Regions from separate parts of the Homo sapiens genome. Here all the other regions are linked to region 1. The links are chromatin loops, found by intact Hi-C in ENCODE. Cell type or tissue: OCI-LY7. All regions are shown on one strand.

Evidence for each region. Hi-C counts contacts between places; a loop is a spot of excess contacts. Peaks named below come from ENCODE experiments on the same cell type or tissue, not always from the same donor. Only the 100,000 strongest peaks of a DNase experiment are listed, where the experiment ranks them.
Region 2: it touches region 1 in a loop (1.9-fold over the local background); 3 of 110 quality-filtered maps call a loop at or near these places.
Region 3: a loop joins it to region 1, with 5 times the contacts of the local background. A loop is called at or near these places in 3 of 110 quality-filtered maps.

The regions. Positions count from the first base shown.
Region 1 is chr12:125,342,399-125,350,398 of GRCh38, reverse strand. It overlaps TMEM132B (transmembrane protein 132B), which reads right to left. Exons shown (of 9, transcript NM_001366854.1): 2 at 56-947. Among named protein-coding and RNA genes, the nearest start is that of TMEM132B, 160 kb to the right of the region's middle. In OCI-LY7, CTCF peaks have their summits at 3,534 and 3,736; a DNase peak (open chromatin) is centred at 3,858; H3K4me3 peaks cover 1,215 bases; H3K27ac peaks cover 1,687 bases.
Region 2 is chr12:125,244,606-125,252,605 of GRCh38, reverse strand. All of the region lies in intron 1 of TMEM132B (transmembrane protein 132B), which reads right to left. Among named protein-coding and RNA genes, the nearest start is that of TMEM132B, 62 kb to the right of the region's middle. RefSeq lists an enhancer at 6,271-6,771. In OCI-LY7, no CTCF peak of the experiment used is centred here; DNase peaks (open chromatin) are centred at 2,415, 2,985 and 3,355; H3K4me3 peaks cover 2,045 bases; H3K27ac peaks cover 3,529 bases.
Region 3 is chr12:125,769,366-125,777,365 of GRCh38, reverse strand. No RefSeq gene overlaps it. Among named protein-coding and RNA genes, the nearest start is that of LINC00939, 210 kb to the left of the region's middle. In OCI-LY7, CTCF peaks have their summits at 3,922 and 4,126 (motif pointing right); a DNase peak (open chromatin) is centred at 4,145.

The sequences.
Region 1 (8,000 bases):
TCATTGATTACTAAGAGTTGGCTTCTGTTCCATCCCACCTGGCAAAGCCTCTTACCTAAGAGTGAACTGGTCTGCCACAGAGCTACTGGTCAGAGAGACCAAAAAGGTGGCCGTGTCCCCTTCCCGGACTAGATTCAGAGGTACCGAGATGACCACATTCTCGTCCAAGCTCACCAGGGACCACTTCAGATCATCTTGGGTTGGGTAGACCACCACACTCCCAATCCTCTCTCGGGCTGGAAACGCTTGCTGGGGGCTCTCCAGGCCCGAGTGGATATTGTTCTCCCACTTGCCTTCCTCCTCCAGAGGACACTGGCCAGCCTTGTCAGCTGGGTAGAGCGTGAAGAAGAGCTCCATCGTGGTGCCCCCGAGCAGGGCTGGGATCTCCTCCTCTGGTTCCAGGTCCAGGCCTGAGCTGAACCACTCGGGCAGCAGCTCCAGCTCAGCCACACACAGCCCTGGGGCCCCTTGCAGCCGACAGCTGGCTGCCACTTCCCTGGCCTCAGGGAAAGCAAACATCTTGACACAGGGTAGATCTTCCGTAAGGTCACTGTCATCCCAGCCCATGCCAGTGACATAAAACAAGGTCTGCACTTTGGGTCTGTTGGAGTAGATGGAGCTGTCAAGGATGTGGGATTTCAATTTCCAGTTGAAGGGAAATTTGTCCATGTTTCCAAAGGCTGTAGATGTCAACAGGAGCTCCTGGGGGATTATCTTCTCCACTGAAAATGGGCCATAGCTGGCATTGATAATAGGGGGTGTCCTGGCTCGGTAGATGAAGAATGGCTCCACCCGGGCCTGCAGACTGGAGTTCCTTGTGAGGTCTTGGTTGGCTTCTTTAAGGAAAAAGGACTCCTCTGCATTGGAGATGTGCAAGTTCGTGGGGAGGTAAGCAGGGAGCGAGGAAAACTTCTGCAGGCTATCCACAATCCCTCGACTCTCTGTCACTGCACAAGAAAGGAAAGCAAAAGAATAAAACCGTGTTCTGAGATGTAATGAAATAAATGCAGTGCAGTCTCCACCCACCTCCCCAACAAACCGCCCACTGGCCACTGTTTCTCCCCCAGGTCTCATCACAGTGAAAGCCCTGTAATTATATAAAGTATGGTCTTCAGGATCTTCCCAAAAAGACAGCACAGAGTGGGGAGGAACCCCATTTACCACTGATCCAATAGTCTTGGGGGTGAACAGTTATCTTTCTAAAGGGAAAACATTGCTTCTGCTGCTTGTGCGAAATCATAAACTCAAAAGATCATGGTCATCGTTGTTCATCTACCCCACAGATAAAAGGTTGCGTACCTACCAAGTCTACCAATCAGGCATTGCACCATTGTATGTGACACGTTAGTGCCTTATTACTTTGATATTTATGCTGCTCTCTATCACTTCTATAAGTACAATCTACGTGGACATGATGACATCTCTACTATTGTTATTGAAAAGAGAGTGAAGCTACCGCTCAGCTTTCCTACTTCTAGAACTCTCTCCTTCCGAAATACCAATGAGAATGCACACAGGCTTATCTATCTACAAGGATGTTCACCACACCATCATTTAGAATTGCAAACAAACAAACTTAAGAACATATGTGCTGAGCCGGATGGCTGGATTTGAATCCTGGCTTTGCCACTTCCTAACTGAGCAACCTTCACCAAGTTACTTAGCCTCTCTGTGCCACAAATGTCCTCACATAAAGTAGGACAAACATGAATTCTACCTTACTGGGTTGCCGCAAGGATTAACGAGTTAATAAGTACAAAGCACCGCCAGGTGTGGTGGCTCACACCTGTAATCCCAGCACGTTGGGAAGCCAAGGCAGGTGGGTCACTTGACCCCAAGAGTTCAAAACCAGCCTGAGCAAAACAGTGAGACCCTGTCTCTACAAAAAAAAAAAAAAAACACAAAAATTATCCAGGCATGGTGGCATGTGCCTGTAGTCCCAACTACTTGGGAGGCTGAGGCAGGAGGATCTTGAACCCAAGAGGCGGAGATTGCAGTGAGCTGGGATTGCACCACTGCACTCCAATCTGGGCGACAGAACAAAACCCTGTCTCAAGAAAAAACAAAATAAAATAAAGCACATAGAACAATGCTGGCACACAGAAATGTGCTGTCAATATTCACCCACAATTATTATTTTAATCCATATTCAATAGGTTGATCAACAGGAAACTAAACATTTACAGTGGAATAATATGAAACTATTTCTTAAAATGCGGTAGAGCTACATAAACATACTTGAAAAGATGGCCACAATATGACATTAAGGATAAAAAAACAAATAAAGTGTAAAAAAAACAAAAATCAAATGTGTCATATTTGATCCTATTTGGTAAAGTTTTAAAATTCTACATATGTATATGTAAATGTATATATTTATGTTTGTGTGTCTATAGAACCCAAAGGCGAAAGTTTTTGTTTTTCACCATTTATGTTTCTGCTTTCTTTTAATTTGTTACAACCATGTATTATTTTGTTAATTAAAACACACAGCACATATACATAAACATGTACACATGAGTACATACATGTATGTGTGTTTCTTAGCATGTTTCTTTCAAATGGGAAAACACAGACAGCAAAGACCCAACAAGCTTTTTCAAAGTGAAGACAGCCCACCAGGAACCAGGGTCAGCAAAGCAGGCCAAGGGCAGACAGAGACTTTTTTTTCTTTTGCCCTAAAATGAACCTCCACCACTGGAGTCCTGTTTTCCAACCAGTGCAAGAAGAAATGGCACCTGACCGTGGCGCTTAAAATGCAGCATCCCAGAGGAGGAAACAGCAGAGAAATCCCACTCCATTCCCTCTGGCTCCTGGTGGCGTATTTTTCTGCAGCCATTAAAAATTCTGCAAAATATAGCTTCTATTGATTTAAACACTTTTTGGCCTGTTTGGGGCTGTGCTTGGTGAGCTTTCCTTTTCTAGAGGGTGAGAAAATCGTAACTAGATTGTGAAAAAGATACAGCCCACGTACGGGCTGATGCATCCTTTTTCTAAGAAGGCATTCAGAAAGCAAATTCTCCTCAAATGTCATCAACATGGCCAGTCCCTTGTTAGATTCATTACTCCAGCAGGGTAATTACTTATTCATTCCTCCAATTACTTACCTAAATATACTTATTATTCACTTATTATCTTTCCAGCATTGTGGCATGTAAAAATATTACAGGGACAATGCAGTCATGAATTCTGCCCCCAAGGAACTAGAGACTATGTTCAGCCAATCGGAAGCTCTGGAGGACACGGCTAACATTCAGAAAGCAATTCAGAAATTGGGCATTAAGATACTTAAAAATGCCCATCCCAGGAATTCACCTAGGAATTTGTTCTAAGGAAATAATCAAGAGATCAGGAAGGAGATTAATGTGCAAGTATGTTTATCGCAAGCATGATTTATAACAGCAACACACTGGAAGCAGCCCAAAAACCTGTCATTAGGGAAATGATCAAATAAGTGATTTAAGCCACACTATGTGTGTGACATTAAACTGCCATCAAAACCATGACTTCAACAAATCTGTAGTGTCAAGAGAAAACACAATATGTTAATTGAAAACGACCTCATAACTTCCTTTAAATTATCTCAAATCTATTTAAACACACGATATAGTCCCTTCCATAGTATAGACCTGGGTTTCCTCCAGAATGATGTCCATACAGGCTTGGCAGGATTTGGATCAAAAGATAGAGGAGGGAGAAATGATTTTGAAGAATTAGCCTCATCTAAAGTTTTAGCTGCTGCCGCCACCAAGGGGCAATCTGTATTTTGACAATGTCGAGCAATGCAGAAGCACCTCTCCAGATGAAATTTAAATTAGTGCTTTTTGTCATTGGTTTACTTCCCCTCTCCAAACCAGGAAGTGAAATTCAGGTGAATTTGCTCATGAATTACTTGGCAACAGGAACACCGTCAGCAGGAAACATCTGCCTTATGCAGCATCACAATATCTTTCAGCTGGGCTAAGCAGGCACACCAGACTTGGAAGTGAGTGGCTTGAATTTTACTTCTCGTAAAATTTAGGGGAAGTCCAACATAAGGCTTAAATTCTGATTTATTTACAAATAAGGAAAAGGAAATTAAAATAAATGCAAACTTTAATATGCTCTGTTTTCACTGTAGATTGGTTTATTGTTTTCTTTATCTTTTAAGAAGGTATTTTATACCTCTCAAAAATTGATTTACAAGAAATGTAAAGCTGCACCTTCTCTTCTTCATTGTAGCCAAAGCCTCCATTTTATCTGAAATAGCAGTGTAAGGTTTACACTCCTGTCCCACCATAACTCAAGCAAAATGCAATACAAATTTTGTCTGAAAGTGTATATGGAAAGCCATAAACGTCAGCTACCAGAGCCTTATTCTGTCCTCAAACCAGATTGCAACAAAATATAATATCTGAATTTAGGAGCATTTTATGAAGCCACGGGACTGTGTCCTGAGAAATACACTGAAAAGCTAACACTCTTCCCTTTAATCCCAAAATGTCACATAGTAACACCATTCTTTTTCCCATTGGCAGGTAGACCGTGTGGCCCGCGTTCTGAACGTGAAATGAGGCCCTATTCAGTCTGCCGATTTCCTAGAGAGGTATTTACCACTGGACAGAACGAGGTGGGCCCTGAGAGCAGGAAATGAGGAAGGAGCAATGAGGCCCAGCTGAAAAGAACTTCTCATCACTGCCCTCCTTATGAGCCAAGAAGAGAGTCAAGTTCAGGTTCAGAGAGAACACAAGGTGCACCAGACAGATGCTCTGTGGCTAAAGGATGCTCCGACTCAAAATACCAATGGCAGATGGCTCCAAGGAAGCCCTAAAGACAGCCTCGGCAGGAAGAGAGGGGAGGAGATTAATAATATTACTCCTAGAATGAAGCAACTCACAGGGTGCCGGGAATCCAGGCAGGGAACCTGTGACCCAAACTGAGTGAGTGGATGTCACTGCTGTGCTTAGCACACAAAAAACATTCCTGGACATGGACCTTAGTCAGCACTGGTGGGACATGAATCCCTGAACCCCAAGATGGTACAATGTGAACCTGCTACAACATGGGACACACTCAGAAATCAGTCCCTTTCACTGTTAGCTCCAGTCATGTCTGGGAGCTAACTTGCCAGTCTTGTGGCTACTGGTGACCCACTTAGGGTACAGGCCCACAACATTTCTGAGGCTGAGTCTCCTCTAATTCACACAAAACAACTCAGGCATCGAGAGCCAGGTGTGGAAAGTTCTCTTTCCAGTGGGCCAGGTGGCCAGGTGACCAGGTCACCAGGTCTTTGAAAAACACCAGGAAGAGAAACTCCTTACTGGTCTGTCAAAATGTGGCCCTAACAACTGATACAATTCACTACCACCTGGGTACCGCGGGAATAATCACAACCCTTACTGATTTCATGGTCGTGAAGGCCAGGAGCCAAAAGGAGGCCTTTGTCAGCATTAATATTAGTTCAGGTTGGTGCAGTAAATGTCATCTCTGGCGGCGGCGGAATGGACTAGAAAATCTTCCATGCTGTCTTCCACCCAGAGTTCTCCCATCTATTTCCACAGCTCCACTTTGGTGCTGTTTTCACATAGTTCTCCTTGCCCTTACTTGCACTTGCTGGGGAAGCTCATCACCCACATGTGAGCAGAGAAGACTCCTTCTGGTCTGGATTTCTTAGCTCAGAGACACCTTCTCTGAGCTGACCAGCAACTTCAGCCATTCCACTCATGCCAATGTAGTTCCCTGCTCCCTTGCTCTCTCCTTCCACGTGTGTTCAGCCAATTGGAAGCTCTGGTAGAAGACTGGCGGGTAGGAAGAGGGGAGAACCCAGGGTATTTCACCCTGTGTCTCTTCCCTGCAGCATTCACTGGCAGAAACTGCATCTCCTCTGTGGTTCTAACCCCATATAAAACCCCCACCATGGTCCCAGTTTCCTGTAGCAGGTTCTAATGCTTAACCCAGCAGCTTCTGGGTTCTGATAACCTAACCTCTTCCCCTTTTCCCTCTAGCCCAAAAGGTGACAACAGCTTCCAGCTCCTGCTGTTCTTAATTTCTAAATCACTTTACCATCCCCAGATGGTACTTTATCATCCCCAATTTGGTTTCTCAGATTTTCCAGCACCAGAGTAACTAATTCCCTTTATTAAATTCCCTCTGTAGAAATAACTAGAGTGATTTGTTTTCCTGACTAAAGCATGACTACTATATCCAGTCACTCATCACTCCATCCTGCTATATTCCCTCAAAGCCACTATCACCATCTGAAATTAGCCTTTGTGTTTTTCCTTGTTCCCTTGTTTACTATCCATTCTGTCTACTAAAATTCAGATACCATGAGAGAAGGGGCTTTGATGTCCAGTTTACGGCACAATCTCCAGTACCTAGCAGGAGAAATTAAATAGATATTTGCTGAATGAATGTCCATCAATTAAGACTGCCTTGGTTTAACGCTTGAGAGAATAAATCTCTCTGTGTTCCTTCTGAGTTTCTCTCTGGCTTCTTCCCAGGGTTGTTAATAGATACTGTTTTTATTAACACAGCATTTGCCCATCACACTATCACTCCATTCATTTGGTCCTAAAATATCACACCACTGTGGTCACTAAGCTGGCAGCTATGTTTGCCAACCAAAGAGCTGCAATTCTCAAGTAGAAGGAGAAAATATCGCTTAAAGGGAGATGCACACCATTTACAGGCCAACACACCTAGGCATATTTACCAGTCATGCCAGTTGATTATCACAGCAGTTGTAAAATAAGTTCTGTTAGACCGTTTTCAAAAAATTATGAAACTGAGGCACAGAGAAATTAAGCAATTTGAACATGGTCAACGTTAGAATTCATACCAGCTCTATCCAATTCCAAAGGCTTTCCACTTTCTCATATTACCTGAGGGCCTACCTGGCCTGGCAGTTCTACAATGAGGCCAAGGAGTTAACCATTTGGAGGTCATCTGAAGGAGCCGAAGCTTAATGCTCACAAGGCCAGGTTCATGGACACAATCCCTGTACACCCAATGAGGTTTTCATTGCTCCATGGTCACAGGTGACTGTATCTCCCATCCCAGGTACCTGTTACCAGCCTGGATTCTCAGGTAGAGCAGGAAAATAGGTACAGCTGACCCAGAGCATCTCAACCCAGCTGCTAGCAAAACAGCCAGTGATCCCTACCTTTAAGACACTAATAAAGATGGAAAAACATTACTACCTATAAACCACCTTACATATCCTGGAGCCTCAGGAGGAAGATCCTATGCAACAATTTGGGCCAAATGCTCTTGGATTAAGGTGGTCATTCATTAATAACAGCTGTGGTGGGGTGATGCTGTAAATTCCCAGTTTGCTCCTACCTCCAGCTGTATCCCTTTATTGTACCCTGGAGAACAGACCCTTCCACACCTCAGCATTTGAAACACGATTCATTCATTATAGAATCAAAAAAGAAAGGTAGCAAATACTTGACTACTGAATTCCAAGGCCACCAGTATAAAAGCAAGATGCAAGAAGTCAGGTGAGTCTCCACTTTTCTCAACTACATAAAACACATCATGGCCTGAGAAAGAAGAAGAGACACTACAGACAGGCAAGCAAAAGGCCACCAGTGGCAGCCGGTCATCAGGCAGGAGTGACACTTGCCTTTTGTCCCAAGATTCTTCTCACCCCTCAAGCTGGGCAGCCCTGCTTGGCCAAGCTGGGGCTCACAGGAACAGGAAGCAGATATGAGGCAGACAGAAAGCAGATGAAGGGCAAATAGGAAGTCAGCAGGAGCAAATGGGAAGCAGACAGGGAGAGAGAGGAAGTGGAAAGGAATCAGACACAGAACAAAATGGAAGAAGCAGATAGTTCCTGCTCCCAGCTCCAGCCTTGCAGTTGCCTCTATCTTCCCTTATAGGCAGGACCTAAGAAGGAACACCTGACTAAGAGTGGTTTTGCAGAGACCCACCCCTAGCATCACACACCAGAGAATAGAAGAGCAAGTTTAAAACTTAGAGCCTATAATGTAATAACTGACACATCCCACTTAACA
Region 2 (8,000 bases), 98 kb after region 1:
CGGGTGAACTGTGGGAGTCACATGACATTTCCCACCCGTGGAGTTGGCCAGGTTTGTTCAGAAGCCATCTTTGTTCTGTGTGATCTCACCCCCTGGCCATAGCTGATTGGACCAGCGCACGACACCTGCTTGTAGGTGAGCCAATCAGATTCTCTCTCCTGGACCCTTGGAAATGAGAACCAGAGACAGCGAGTGCAGGCCTCCGTGGGAGGCTGGAACAGACACGCCTAACGGAAGAAGCTGTGAGGCCACCACATGCCACCGTGGGAACCGGAGGCCTGGAGAAAGGCACTCACTAGAGAGAAGGGAGAGGGAAAGCAAGTTGCAGAGGGAAGCAAAGCCCAGGAAAGGGGAATTCTGGTGGCTTCCCATTGCCTCCTCCGGGCCCTTCCTGAGGCCCACTAGCTGCATTCTGCCCTGAGCTTCTTTTTGGCTTGTCTTGGTTGTCATTATTTATCACCCAAGAGAATTTCTTACAACTCTTGCTGGGAAACAGTGGCAATCCCATCACGTTAGGTAGTGGGTGCACCAGTGTCAGTGTATACTAGAGGAAGACCACCTCTTTGTAAGAAGGCTTCACATACAACTCTCCCCAGTTAGGTGGGAGGTTGAAATTGGTGCACCCTAGAAATCCTTCCAGCTCCCAAATTCTAGATAACTTCAGATCATGCATAAAGGCCTTCAGGCCAGATGTGGCACCTAACTGTGTTCTAAAGTGCTGTATTGTTCTTTTGCTTTGTTTTGACCACCCGATATTTTTAAAATTATGATTATTAACGTTATAAACTTGGGAAATTTCACATGAAAATCCAAACGAATGGCCTTTCTAGGAAAATCAGCTCTGGCAACACTGGGCTCGTTACTCCCAAACAGAACCAATAAACTAGAACTGAGTTACCACTGTCCCCTTCATCTGGGGAACATGGTCTCCAGTTTGCCAGAGTCCACACCGTTCCCTATTGTCTCAGCAGCCCCGAGCCTGGGTATCAGTTGCCTCGTTGAGTTTATAATGCTATTTTTCTTATGGTAGAGAAAGGTTTCTTTATAATCAAGTGCCTATCAAAAGAGTTCAAAGATAGGCAGAGAGCAGCGAATTTCTTAAACCCAGACTTCTTCCCTCTCATACATTTCCTGTGTGAGCCCTGCAGGTATTTCAGTTTGCAATCCCTGGTTTAAAGGCTCATATAGCTGAACCTAAGTATGACTCCATCTTAAGCCCCATCCTTGAAGAAAAATCTCAAGACGCAAAATACATTTCCATCCAGTTCTTTTTTCTAAAATGCTATTTCATGGTATTTAATATTGAATGTTTAAAACTGGCTGGTTCAGCCCAAATTAATGATAGTTTTTGATATTTTCAAAAATCATCTCACTTTCTGAGCTAAATGCACCATGTATGGAGAAGCAAATCCCTTCTCCATGCCATTAAATCCTTAATCTCTCAGGCCAGCCCAGGAAGACACCTCTGCCCTATTGAAGGATGATGTCCTACTGAAGAAATCAAAGGGGATGCCACTCACTCCTGAGCACTGCTTTTCCACTTATTGTTAAATTAGCAATAGTCGGAAATGATCTCTTCTTTTTAGAGAAACCTCATTAAATGTAACAACAAAATCAAATAAGGAGAACAGGGCACTGAAGCAGAGGAAATGCTGAAAGGTCACCTTGGCAGTTGTGTGCACAGTGTGCTGGGCTTTTTAAGGGAATAAAGGAAGACTCAGATTTCCAGGAGGTAAAGATGGGGACAGCCACTTCCTTTTACCCAGCAGACCGTGGGCAGGGGCCTGCAGGCTCCTGAGTGTGGATGGGATATTTTTGAAACATAAATCGCTGTGCTTGCTGAGCTCTGTGATTCTTTCTCACTTGCAGCCCCCTCCTACTCAGTCCACTGGGTCTTCTGGGCTCACTGCTTCAGGGAAGGGGGAACCCAGAGAGAGCCAAGGAAAGCAAAGGGGATGCTCAATTTTTGAGTTTCAAAAGCCTGCACCTCTTGGAGCACACTAAGTGCTCCTGTGCTTAGACAAAAGATTGGATGGAATTGGTGATAAGCCTGAGCGAAGTTTCCATGCTGGAGACTGCGCAGGATCCTGGACTGGGGGCAGTGTGAGCAAGAGGGGAAGGGGACACGATGAGGGTGAAAGGTCAGCAGGGCCAGGACGAGGGTCCCAAAGGCAAGAGGACCACAGACACGAGGGCGTCAAAGAATCTGGAGAAGGCCTGATATGTGCAAGATGGAACAGCAAGGTAACTCTTTCTGCCAAGAGCAAAGTGACTTGACATTTTCTTTATGCAATGGGGACTTATTGCAGGTAAATGAGCCAGTTTTGCACAGGCTTCTGAAATACCACGAGGAGCTCACCAGGGACCTTGTCTGCAGCACTCACATTTTCCCACCTGCTGTGCTGGGCACTGGGGTGTGCCGCCCAGATCCCCCCACAATGTGGGCCTTTTTGCCCAGCTGCTGTGACGCTGCTGTGGGTGGCCTTAGCTGTCAGCTGACCTGCCCGTGCCCAGGGTGACGCAGAGCCAACTGACTCAGTCAGGGGTGTAAAAACACAGGCATGTCTGCTTAATGGGGGATTCTCCCAATAAAACGCCCTGCACTCTGGCCTCCGCCTCAGAGTCTTCCTCCTGGGAACTCAGCCTTGTAACCACTGGCCTGTCCCCCAGACTGGTAACCACTAATTCAGGGCAAAGGTGATGTCTAGGTCCCACTGAGTTTCTTATGAGCTGTGTGGCCCGATGGGGGACTCTCTGAACCTGTTTCTTCTAACTGTGACATGAGATTAAGGATACTTGTCCCACCCTTCCCATTGTCAGACCACGAGCTCTGAAAGGGTCTTACAGATCCCTTCATCTAATCAGTCACCCAGTGCTTGATGATAGCTTGATGACAACTGTCAAATTGCTTCAAGACCTGCCTGACATTGCCAGTAATTACCATCTTGGTATGAATTTCAGTGATGCAGAACCCCTGTCAGAGACAGCTGCGTTTGTAAAAGCAAGTCTGGATGACACAGTGATGATTACATCATCTCCATCTTCATCGCCATCTCATAGTAAAGTTAACCCACTGTGGCATCTGGCTGATGGTTTTGTGGGAGAGGATTCTATGTCCCACCGCAAACTAATCACTACTAATAGATCAACTTTCTAGATAATTCCTCGGCAATGTGGTTCAAAGAAAGACCTAACAGCTCCTGCCCTTGTGAGAATTTTCCTTTTGTTTCACTCGGTGGTTCTCAGAGCGTGGTTCTCGACCCGGCAGCACCTGCAGCGTCTGGGAACCTGCTAGAAATGCAAATCCTCGGGCCCCACCACAGGTCTACCGATCAGAAACTCTGGGATGGAGCCCAGCAGATGCCATTTAACAAATCCTCCAGGTGATCTTATGCTCACTCAAGGGTGAGAATCACTGAGCTAATTTAAGCCTCTGAGCTGTCACTTGTCTGAAAGATTGTTTCAGGTCCTGTGGTCCAAGGATCAGAAAAATTAGCACAAGTCTTACCGATCCCAAGTCACCATGAGAAACACAAGTCCAGAGAGGTATGTGAAGCCCTCCCCCACTCCACCTGGAGGTCACATGCTCATAAGGGGCTCAGTGGCACCTAGACCTGACCTTTGCCCTAAACCAGGGGTTACCAGTCTGGGTGACTGGCAGGTGGTTAATAAGAGGAAGGTGTCACAGGTTGGGTTCCCCAGGAAGAAGACTGATGGAGATGACAGCAGGACATGTTGGTGCGGACCCTCAGACCAGCACCTGCAGAAGGGGAAAAAGCAGCCACAGTGGGCAGAGGGAGAAGGGGAACTGTGGTGCAGGCCCAAAATCGACTACAACTGGGCAGACATCCTCACATGCTCCCCATACCCCACTCCCCTGACCCAGTCTCCTTCCCACAAAAAATGCTAGCCTAAAGCATAAGCCAACACATAAATAAAGCAGCCAGAATCAACTACACTTCTGCCTTTAAGTGGAACAGATAGATTACTTTATAATTTATTAGCCTTCCATGGGGCACACTCAGACACAACGCTATAGGCACATTCAGATGGTTTTCTACACATCTAGCGATATAAACTCTATCAAACGCTATATAAATCCAGATAAAGGTAATAAAGTTAGTGTAGTAAAAAACCAATGGCAATGCAATCATTGATGCCCCCTGGTAACCTATCTAAAATATTACAATAACTCAAGTCTCCATATGGAGATTTCATTTTCTTTTTCTCCTCTGAGAAAAGCCTGTTGTGAGCTTTAAGATATTTAAATAAGGATAGATTGAATTAATATGGTTTACACTCATAAAGATGCTTTTTCCGGTGTTTCTGAGGTTCTCTTTTCTTGACTATATCTCCTGCTAGCTCCTAATTTTTCCTCCTGAAGAAAGACAAGATCAGGGAACCTCAGAATTGCAGAGCCGTCGCTTTAAACTACAAGCTGTGGGTATCAAAATGCCTGCAGGTGACAGTTACAGCCTCTTTTCAGACTCTCTTTCCTGGTCACCACCTCCAAGATCTGCTTCTGGGAATAAAAATCATGGTGGCTGTGATTTTATGTAAAGTCTTCTGCCATGCTGCCTGGCTGCATAGAACACATGCGCTAATCCAAAGCCACACTGAAGGATGTGTCCCCAAAGCAGGAAGTGTCTCAAGGTATCTTTTAGCTGCAAATCACAGAAAACCAACTCAAACTAGCTTAAGTGAAAAGTGAGTTAATTGGCTGGAAAATAAAAAAAAGAGACAGCAAGGAGTAGTCCCTACTTCGTGCCATCTGGAGGTGGGGGCGGCACGTTCCCACACTGTCCCAGTAAAAGTTCTGAAATGAGGTCTAATAGGTCAGGCCTATCCCAGGGCCGGTGACATCGGCTAGGGGAAATGCTATGCTCTGATTGGCCAGGGGGATGCTGTTCTCTAATTGGTCAGGGGGCTGCTGTGCTCTGATTAGCCAGGGGGCCATGTTCTGATTGGCCAATAGGAAGGCTGTGCTCTGATTGGCCAGGATGTTATCTCTGATTGGTCACTTGTCTCCCTGGGGCCAAGATATGTCAGCCACCCCTAAACCAAATATGATCGCTGGGATGGAAACATGGACATCAAGCCTGAAGAATCATCGAGGAATGCCTTTCAACAGGGTACAGACGGGAGTGGCCTGGCAGGGGCATCAAAGATGGGTTCATGTCGCATCATCTGTGAATAGGCAGAATCTTAGGAGAACCTCCAAAGATCCCCCAGAACCTGTCTCCTATGAGGTTTTAAACTAGATAGAGCCTGTTATACGAAACTGTCCCATGCAAGTTGCCATCAAACTAAAAGCAGACAGAATGGAGCTTTTTCAGCCTGAAGATGGGATGTGATATTTGTGTCTCATACAAGTAAGAAGCCTTTTAGGATTGTTCTGAACAACTCCAGAAGTTCAAAGGGGTGGGTGATTATGGACACAAAGAAAGGAGAAAATAAGGCGTAACAGTCAGATGTGAACTTTGATGGAATGGGTTACCTTATAGGTAGTGAGTGCGTCATTACTGGAAGCAACCAAACAGCACACAGAAGAAATATTCCTGCATAGGGGAGGGTCCCCTCTCAGATTCCTTTTATTTGATTTAATGTCTTCTAAAAATACTATCCCAAGCCTTAAATAGTAATAACTTAAGTGGAAAATCCTGACTGTGCCCCTACCCCCACCACCTCCCCCACAAACCCCAGGCTCTCCCGGTGGGAAATGTGATGAAATGCTGAAACCCCAAATGGTGTCACATCAGAGACACTGGAAGTGCCTAACAAGCAGATGGATTCAAAATGACAGATGCCTCCAGACTGCAAAATCCATCACTTCTGTCCACAGGAACAAAGGGTGAGAAGATAGGTGCCTGAAAGCCGGCTCCGATTTAAGAATCAAAGCACTTCACAAAAGAGCCCGAAATGGAAAAATCAGTATTTGTTTGTTCTCTGAAGCCAACACTGGAACCAGGGCTTCCTCTTTAAATGGCACTGTGTGTGCTGGAGACGCTGAACTTGTCCTGAAGTCTCGCATGTTGTGCATTCATGCCGAAGCAAACGGGAATCACTTAATAAGGGCTTCCAAATGCCACTGCACAAATAATAATAGTAATCACAATCATAACACCGGCACGCTGTTTCGAAACAAGGCATCTGAGTGGGGACAGCATGTTAATAAACAAGATGAGAGACGCAGCCCAGGAAGCTGACTTCCTCAGAACAGAACGAGTCCCCTATTCATATTCATAATCCTTTGCATTATTTACACGGATCAACTTGCTCCCTAACTCCAAACCGGCTTGAGTTCCCTGTGGCAGGGAAGGCGGGGAAAGGAGGGGCCACCAGCTAAGCTCACACTGACAGCAATGCTGGTTTTTATGATCTAACAGGCTTGACATTCTCCTCGGCACAGAGCGACCTCCAGTCCAGTCAATACTGAGAGCTATCACTGTCATGAAGCGGAAAGCCAGCAGGATCACTGGATCACTGGAGAGGCAGCGCCAGTCACTGCCAGGGCCCAGATCAATCCCCACTGGTCAGTGGAATGGCTCTGCCCATCCTTCCAGTGGAAGAAGCACACGAGGGTCCCGTTTTGTGTTAAAATGGTCCTTGTTATTATCACTAGCCCAGCCTGCATCTGGCTGCAGAGATGTCGGGTGAATCAACTCAGGTATCCCCAGGGAGGCCTGACCTGGCAGCTCGGGACCCCATTTCAGAGCCTGGACCCTGGAGGACTGCTGGGGTGTGGGGTAGTGGGACAAGCCTGGGACACCTGCAAGGATGTGATGTGGGACAAGCCAGAGGCTGGAAGGGTCTGGGACATCTGCCCAGCACTCCCCCGGCACTGCCTGGGCTATCTGCCCACCTGGCAGAAGAACCAATGCTGCCAGGCCTGTTCCCAGGGCTAAGTCCCCCCCCATCCCCCGACATTCTGTATGAGCAAGGGGCTGGGGTGCTGGAACCGTCAAACATTTCACAGATGAGACCAGCTAGGTCTGACACTGTTTCCTGCCGGGGAGCAGCTGCTGCCCCTCCAAGTCTAGCTACACAGAACTGCACAGGCCCCATCGAAGCCCCCCATCCTGGGTCCTGCCTGTCTCAGGAGTCAGAGGGCAATGTGCTCTTCACAGACTGCCCTGGCTGTGACCTTCCAGGGTCAGAATTCCAACCTGATCCCAACAGTTCTTACCTCGGCCACCTGTGACCAGGATCAACCTGCAGAGGGGTGGGCGGGAGGGGCAAGAGTTGCCTGGTTGCGGGGGGTCTTTTCCTGGCAGGCATGGTGGGGGCCAGAGTAGCAAGTCATTTTCCTCCCTCCTGAACTGCAGTGGGGGGCTGCCTGGGGGGGCATCTGGGAACAAGGAAAGGTTCTTCATTTTCAACATTGCCCTTTTTTTATAAAATGATTCTGAAAAGAAACCAAGTGAAAAGAAAAATAACAACCAATAAAACGAGAGGAAACCAACAAAAGTACTTTTGTTGTTGCCTTAGAATTATTTCAAGGGATACGGGCTTTCCACTAGTGCTAGTAATTCAGAATTGCTCTCGTCCTGGGTAAATACTTTTAAGTGGAAAAACTAGCAGAGATGGTCGGTGCTGACTGATGTCTGGGAAACAGTTGCCCAGCTCCATCCGCCCCAATTGCACAAATGGGGAAACTGAGGGGGAAGCCGAGAGAGGGAAGTGAATTCACGCAGATGGTGGGGGCAGGGGTGACCTAAAGGCCCCTGGCCAGACATTTCCACTCCACCATGCTTCTTTCAGCGGCTCAGGAGCTGCCACCAGCACTCTCACCTAGGAGGGAATTTTCATAGTAAAGCCATCCTGCAACGGCTGCCTAGATGAGGACAAGCCATCATCCCTTCGCATGGCTTTGAAGGTTTTGTTCAAGGGGGTCTCGCTGTCATGTGAATGAACTGACCTTCTCTGGGGAGGGGAGGAAGGTCTCCTTACCATAAGCCAGCACAGTCGGAACCACTTCGCTGGCACTTGGCTGGTAAAAT
Region 3 (8,000 bases), 430 kb before region 1:
TTTCATATCTTTTTCCATCCTTTTGCATTCAACCTACTGATGTCATTGAATTTGAAGTGAGTCTCTTTTAAGTAACATACAGTAGAATCACACTATTTTTATCCTCTCTGCTAATCTCTGTCTTTTGATTGGTGTATTTACATTATTTATATATTCATATAAGGTAAATATAGATTTTTTTGTTTTTAAATCTGTCACTTTACAATTTCCTTTCTATGGTTTTCCATTCCTGTTTCTCTTCTCTTACATTCCTGCAGGTTATTTGAACTTTATTTAGGATTCATTTTGATTGGTTTATGGCATTTTAGAGTGTATATTTTTGTGTAGGTTTGGTAGTGGTTGCTCTGGATGTGTCCCAAATATGCTTATATGATGTATTACAATCACTAGTGTCAACATTTTACCACAAGTAAAGTGTGAAAACTTCACTGCCATTTAGGTTATTTTTGCTTTCCTGCTTTTAATTGTCAATTGTCTTGAGTTTTAGATGGTACTTTTTGTTTCAATAATCAAATATGATTTTCAAAACTCATGAAGCAAAAAGTAGTCCATTGGACATATCATTTCTGTTCTTTTTATTTGTCCTTCGTAATTCCTGATGCATCTAAGCTCTTTCATTTTCTTTCTGTTTCTTATTTTAACAATTTTTAATGGTAGGTCTACAGCAAATTCTTTTAGTTTTCCTTTATTTCTGATGAATAGTTTCACCAGATACAGAATTCATGGTTCTTTTCTTTCAGCACTTGAAAATATTATATCACTTCTTCCTATCTTCTGTGGTTCAGAGGAGAAATCCACTGTTCTTTAAATTGTGTTTCCCTAAAGACAATTTATCATTTCGCTTTGGTGCTTTCACATTTTTTACTTTTTGGTCACTTTTCAGAAGTTTAATTATGAAACAATCTGGCATGCATTTTTTGCACGTGTCCTGTTTGGAGTTTTCTCAGCTTCTGGGATATGTAGGTTTGTATCTTTCACCAAATTTAGGATGTTTTAAGCTATTCTTTCTTAAAACAATCTTTCAGCTGCTTTCTTACTCCTCTCCTTTTGGAAATGCAATGATACAAACATTGAGTCTTTTCGTATTGTCTCACAAGTCACTGAAGCTCTATTTATTTATTTATTTCAGTCTATTCCCTCTCTGCTATTCAAACTGGGTAAATTTTCTTTTTCTTTACTTAAATTCAGTGCTTCTGTCCTCTGTTATCTCCATTCTATTATTGAGCTCACGTTGTTACTGTATTTTTTAGTTATAAAATTTCCACTTGGTTTTTTAAATAGCATTTACTATTTCACTGAGATTTTATATTTTCTTTTGTTTAGAAAGATTTTGTAATTGATTGTTGAGACACCATTTTCTGATGCCCGCTTTAAGTTTCTTTTAGATAATTCCAATATCTTATTCATCTTAGCATTGGCATCAGTTGATTTTTTTTTCATTCAAGCTGTGATTTTTTGGCATCCTGATATGGTAATTTCTATCTTATTCTCTAAAATTTGTCAATTATCTTAGGAGACTACTTTTATGATTCTCATTCCTATTTTTCTTCTCTTACAATGCCGCAGGTTATTTGAACTTTGTTAGGATTCCATTCTGATTTATTTAGTGTTTTACAGCACATATTTTTGTGTATGTTTGGTTGTGGTTGTTCCGGGTGTGTCGCAATATACTTGTGTGATGCATTGCAATCTACTGGTGTCAACATTTTATCACAACAGCTGAAGTGTGAAAACTTGCTTTCATTCAGTTTTTTTTTTTAACTAGGCAGTTACCCTGTTGATGTTTAGCATGTGGGTCTTGGTCAGTTTTGTGGACTATGGTTCCAAAGAGAGCTTAATTTTCAGAGCCCTTGTGATATTATTTTGGTCTGCTTGGTTTATCTAGTGGCACTAGAGCTCTCATGGATCCCTGCTGGCTTTGCCTAAGGGGCTAAAAGGGATTTCTCCAGGCCAGACTGGTAGGTGTCTTTCAGAAGGGAGGGGGTTTGGCGGTGGGATCCCCTTACCAGAGTCCTTCAATTAGCCTAATGTCTCTGGGCAGAAGAAAGGAGTCTCCAGCCCACAAGGACAAAGAGGCTTCCTAGACTGTGCTGCTTCTTGGGCCCCTCACCCAAGTGTCAACACTTTTATACCATGTTAGTTTACTATTGCTTCTGTAACAAATTATCACAAACTTAGTGGCTTAAAACAGTACAAGTTTATTTTCTATTTTGGAAAGAGAGAAGTCTGAAATGGGTGTCTCTGGGCTAGAATTAAGGGTCCCTTCCTAGATCCCCTAGGGTAGAACCCATTTTCTCATCTTTTGCAAACTCTAGAGGCTTTCCAGTTGCTCACCTTGTGGCCGTCTTTAATCTCCAAGGCCAGCAATGGCTGGTTAAGACTTTCTCATGCTATGTAACTCCAACCTAACAGTCTCCATCTTCTGCCTCCTGTGTCATTTCTAAGAACCCTGGTAATAGCATTGAGCTCATTCATATAACCCAGGCTAATCTTCCCATCTCAAGATCAGCTTCTTAGCAACGTTAATTCTATTGGCTACCTAAATTTCCCCTTGCCATGTAACCTATCATATTTACTGGTTCTGGGGTGTCTTAGTCTGTTTTGTGTTGCTATAAGGAATACCACAGTCTGGGTCATTTATAATGAACAGAAATGTATTTGTCTCACAATTCCAGAGGCTAGAAAGTCCAGGATTGAGGAATCGTATCTGGTGACGACCTTTTTGCTCCGTCATAAGATGGCGGAAAGCATCACATGGGTGAGAGAGAAAGGAAATTTGGCCGAACTTTTCATTTTATAAGAAACCCACCCTCATAATAATGGCATTAATGTATTCATGAGGGCAGAGCCTTCATGACCTAATCATTTTTTATAGGCCCCACCTCTCAATACTGCTGCATTCGGGGTTAAGTTTCTAACACATAATCTTTGGGGAACATATCCAAACCATAGCATGAGAATTAATATCTGGACAATTATGGGGATGAGGCAATTATATTGCTTGCAACATCTACCTCAATATCTCCAGGTGCCCTTTTCCCATTGTGGTCCGCACCTCATTGTAGAACTTGTGAACTCCAGGCAATTATCCTTCGTTAAGACAAAAAGAATTCTCTTGCAATATGTTGTTGCAGGTATAAAGCATAATATAGCAAATAATCATGTGCTCAGTACTTTAGGGATGAAAATTGTGAATATAATTTATGAAATCTCTAAATTATAAATCCCTAATTTTAATCCCTCCATGGAAACCTCTATTTGTGGGGATATTCTTTTAACTTTGGGTACTTCTTGGCATGAAAACTTAAAAGCACTGTTTATAATTTCGAGTAGGAATACACATAAAGGAGAAGTTTTATATTTGCTGTGATTTAGTATACGGTCTACTAATATTTCAAAAAGATATCTATTTCAATATATTTTACTTCATCTCATCTAATAAATTCCTTGTAAGCAGCAATGCTAGTAATTTTAAAATCTGTTAAAATATTATTGGTCAATATCAAGTTTGTCATAAATTTACCCTAACTTTGGAAACAGGCCCAGTAGCCAATTTTGCATTGTTTCTTGCAAAGGATCCGTAATTCACAATTATCATTGACTTAAATATAAGATATTTAATCCTGTGAAGCACAGGGTTTGTTTGAATAAAAAATGATTCCCCTTTAATTAGAGGTTTTCATCAAGCTAATTTCGGCATACTATTCAGTCCATGGTCTCCGCATTGCTAGCACCACTTTTAATATGGAGAAGGACTCAAGAAAGGACTCAGGGGAAGAGCAGAGTTAGAAAAATAACCAAAATATGTGTTGGGGACACAGAAAGCTCTAAGCCGCCTGTTTCAGCAAAAATATAGACGTTTGGGTTCTTTGATTGTGACAGTGTGTGATTCAAGTAATCAAAACATCTTGGTGAGGCATTTATTTTTGGTCTCCAGACAGGGATGTTGGAAGCTATGGGAAACTATCTGTCTGCTGTCAGTCTCTGGGTGTGACTTTGGAAAAAATGGGGTGTAAGGGCTCCCTGCCCTTCCTTTTCTGAAGGAGTTACTCCTCAGCCCGGCTGCGGGGCGGGAATTGACGTCACCGACGTGCTGGGTGTTGGTGGAGGCTGCACGTGTGATCCACTAGGGGGCACTGAGTGTCCTCGAAGGTCAATGGAAACGCCTTTAAAACACGTGGGTGCCAAGTCAGCCCATTTAAGCCAAAGATCATGCAACAAGCATTTGACACCAAAGCTAAAGCTCCCCTTCCAGAGAAAGAATTTGGGCTGCTGGGAAATTTTATTTGGGAAAATTACGTTTATTAACGACTTTGGAGCTATATAGTCCCAGACAGTAAGGTTTTACTGAGAAAATATCAGTATCCACACTAAAGTTTTCTAACGCTTTTAGTATTTGGGAGCTATTGGAAAATCTAGACAGTTCACTCAATTAGGAAATAATATCCTAAAAATATAACCAGTGTAATACCACGAAAATGTCAAATTTTCAGCAAATTCTTCTTTATCCCGGTTAAATTGGTACTGTGGAAACATGCTCTAGAAAATACTTTATTTTGCAGTAGTGATCATTGCCCTGACAATTGCCTTTCTTGTTAAAATGGGGCTCACAATGTGTATTGATTTCTGTGATAAGAGACACTGAAAGGTTCCATGGAAAATGAATACAGGGCTGCATCAGTGGCACCTGCTGAGGACCAATGGCCAGAGTGAGCTGTGTTCATGCTGGCTCAACAGGTGTCTCAGAGCCAGAAAACCACAACAGCTGGGCAGCTGTGCTTTTCCTCACCCCTTGGAGTGCAGCCTCCTCAGGCCGTGGCTGCAGAATCATGAAGTAGAGGCCATGGCCACTCTCCTTGCTCATTTGCCATGCTCACCCTGTGCTGCCGCTCAGCTGCATGGGCAGGTGTGATGGCTTCCTTACCCATCATTTACTCTAATCAGGTGGAGGGGGGCTTTTCCCTTTCACCTGAGGTCAAGGCTGCCTCAGCATAGAAAACACATCTCCAAGAAAAGATGAGGACATTTGGCGTTCGAGGAAAGTGCTAATTTTCCTGGGTTTGTGTGTTTTTGTTTGATTAAGAAAAATTGTATTTGGATAAACAAACACTGGCCATTATCATATTCAGTCCCTCCACTGTGTGGAACCCTTCCCGTGTCAGGAACATCTCTTATCACTTATACACATGGATTTTTTTTAAAAAACCAGCAACAATTTATTTACAAGATATGGGTCCATCTAAAGACAAGAGAAGCCCAGCAAATTCCTCTTTTTCTTTTAAAGAGCAATGTCAACACAAGTTGACAGAAACTGTGGCATATATTAATATTGACATTTTCTAAATAAATACTGTCAACACATGCAAAAGCATTGTAACATAATTATGGTAGTCACTTGTAATTATGGCATTTGTTAAAATGTTAATTTACAGCAACTGCAAATTCGTATTGGGGAAATAAGATGTAAGCTTCAAGTTGTTCAAGGACTGTCTTCTTCCCGTCCTTCAATGGCACTCTCTTAGTGCCGCAGCTTTCCTTGCAGATAACTCTAAAGAATTCACCTGAGATCAATAAGGAATTCAGTATAATATAGTTTGGATACTTGTCCACACTCAAATCTCTTGTCGGAATGTAATCCCCATCGTTGGAGGTGGAGCCTGATGGCAGGTGTTTGGGTCATGGGAATGGATCCCTCATGGCCTGGTGCTGTCCTTGCAATAGTGAGTGAGTAGCTGCAAGATCTGGTTGTTTAAGTGTGTGGCACCTCCAGCCTCACTCTCTTCTGCTCCCACTCTTTCCATGTATGGTGCCTGCTCCCATTTCACCTTCTGCCATGAGTAAAAGCTGCCTGAGGTCTCCCCAGAAACAGAGCGGATGCTGGCACCATGCTTGTACAGCCTGCAGAACTGTGAGCCAATTAAACCTCTTTTCTTTATAAATGACCCAGTCTCAGGTATTTCTTTACAGCAATATGAAAACAGCCTAACACAAAGGGCCCACGCAAATGGCCCAACAAGCATCCTCCAGTCACACCCCCACCCCCCACCATGAAACATCCACTTGAGTTGATCAGTCTTCAGTGGTGAGGAACATGGATTTAGAGTCAGAGAGGAATGGGTTCCATTCCTGAAACTGATACTTGCTATGTATAAAAGTTATATTTTAGGTAAATCCAATTTTCAAATCCATAAAATGTGAAAAATTAGAGTACCTGGTTCATTGGGTGGTTAGGGAGAAAATGAGATACTAGATGTGAAGTAATCAACACCACTATTACCTTTTAAGTCTACTTCTCAGTTAATAATAACTGTCATTATTAATTATAAAATAACGTTATTATTCTTTTTCCAAATAGAAATATTTATTAATAATAAGTTTTACTCTGCAATTTTGCTATGAATTTCTGAAGATGAAGGACTGATATTTTTCCAGTCACTGGTCCTAGCACAGCACTATTTATGAAGATGAGGTTTAGTGAGTATTGGAAACATGGGCTCAGAGAACCAAAAGTAATAGCAGACATTTCATATTCTGCCTTTAAAAATAGTTAGATGGCACAGCAACATACCTATAATTATCTAAGCAGATTATATACAAAATTTTAGTTTAGTTGCACCCCAAACTAAATTAATGCAATAGTTTTAGCTTACTGCAGAATTGAAAAATTATATTTTTTCCATTATCAAAACAAAAAGCACACTCTCATGCATTTTCTCTCTCTCTCACACACACACACACACACACACACACACACACTCTGTCATCTTTTTCCCTCCCTCCTAAAACCAAATGGCAAAATAAAGATTTAAAAATGTCTAGAGATGGGAACACAAATGTTTGTTTTATTATTCTCTATACTTTTCTGCAGGATTGATATGTGTCTCAAATTTTTTTTAAAAAAATTAATGTTTGTTTCTCTGGATCAAGCAACATCTTTCCAGATGAGAGTCTTGTCTAATGATACATGATAAAGATTTAACAACTGGATCTCTGAAAATAAACCCTGAATTTTTAGTGTTTGCCAATTTCCTTGGTGTAAATACACCCACAGTGGCCAATTTCAGGGAAACTCAAACCTAGAATTAGAGAGAGATGCATACAATCAGCCCTTGAAAGCCAAATCCAGAACACCACAAGACTTCAAAAACAGTTTTTTGCTAGTGGTAGTACCATGAAGTAAAGCTCAAAAAATAAGATTAATTCCAGCACAAAATGTCCCTTGATCACAGGTATTTAATCCAGACTTTAGTTTTGGACTATGGCAGTCACACAAACTTTGGATGGATTTTTTTTTTTTTTTGAGTCCCAGTATTGAGCAGGAAAAAAAATTGCTGCACAACTGTGATGAATGCATTTATTAAAATTCAGGTGAGCAAATATTGTCTATATAGTAGTTCTTTTTTTATATGAAAATCTTGGTTTCTTGATTTCTTTTTATTATTATTATTATACTTTAAGTTTTAGGGTATATGGTAGTTCTTAACCTCTTTTCGATGACATAAGCTTTTTGGATAATATGACGAAAGCTGTGAACCTCTTATAAGGAAAGCACACAAGTAACAGGATGTTGAAATGGGACTCTGTCTTGGTTTGGCTGGTCCCAAAATGCCAAGGTTAAAACAGGCAGGTCAACTGCCTCCTCATCCTGCAGCTTCAGTGATCAGCGGAACCACCCAGGCAGTATATGCTGAGTCAGAGTGCCAGGGCTTCAGCATCGCTGGTCGTCTGCTGAACCTGCACAGGCAGGATACTCCAAGAGAGCCTTAGAGGGGCTCTCAGACACTACCCGTCACTTGCCTCTTTCCAGAATGAGGTGTTAAGTCAAAGGCCAAAAGCAATGAAGTCTTTTAATAGGGTTGCTGAGGCAGACTGTATTTTCTGATATTCATGGGGGACAGTGTGGGGTGCCTTCCTTGCATCAAACTAAGTTGGAGTTTTCAAGAGAAAAACAAAATGTAACATAAGATACTTGGGAGTTGCAAAAATGAAGAGAGGAATAT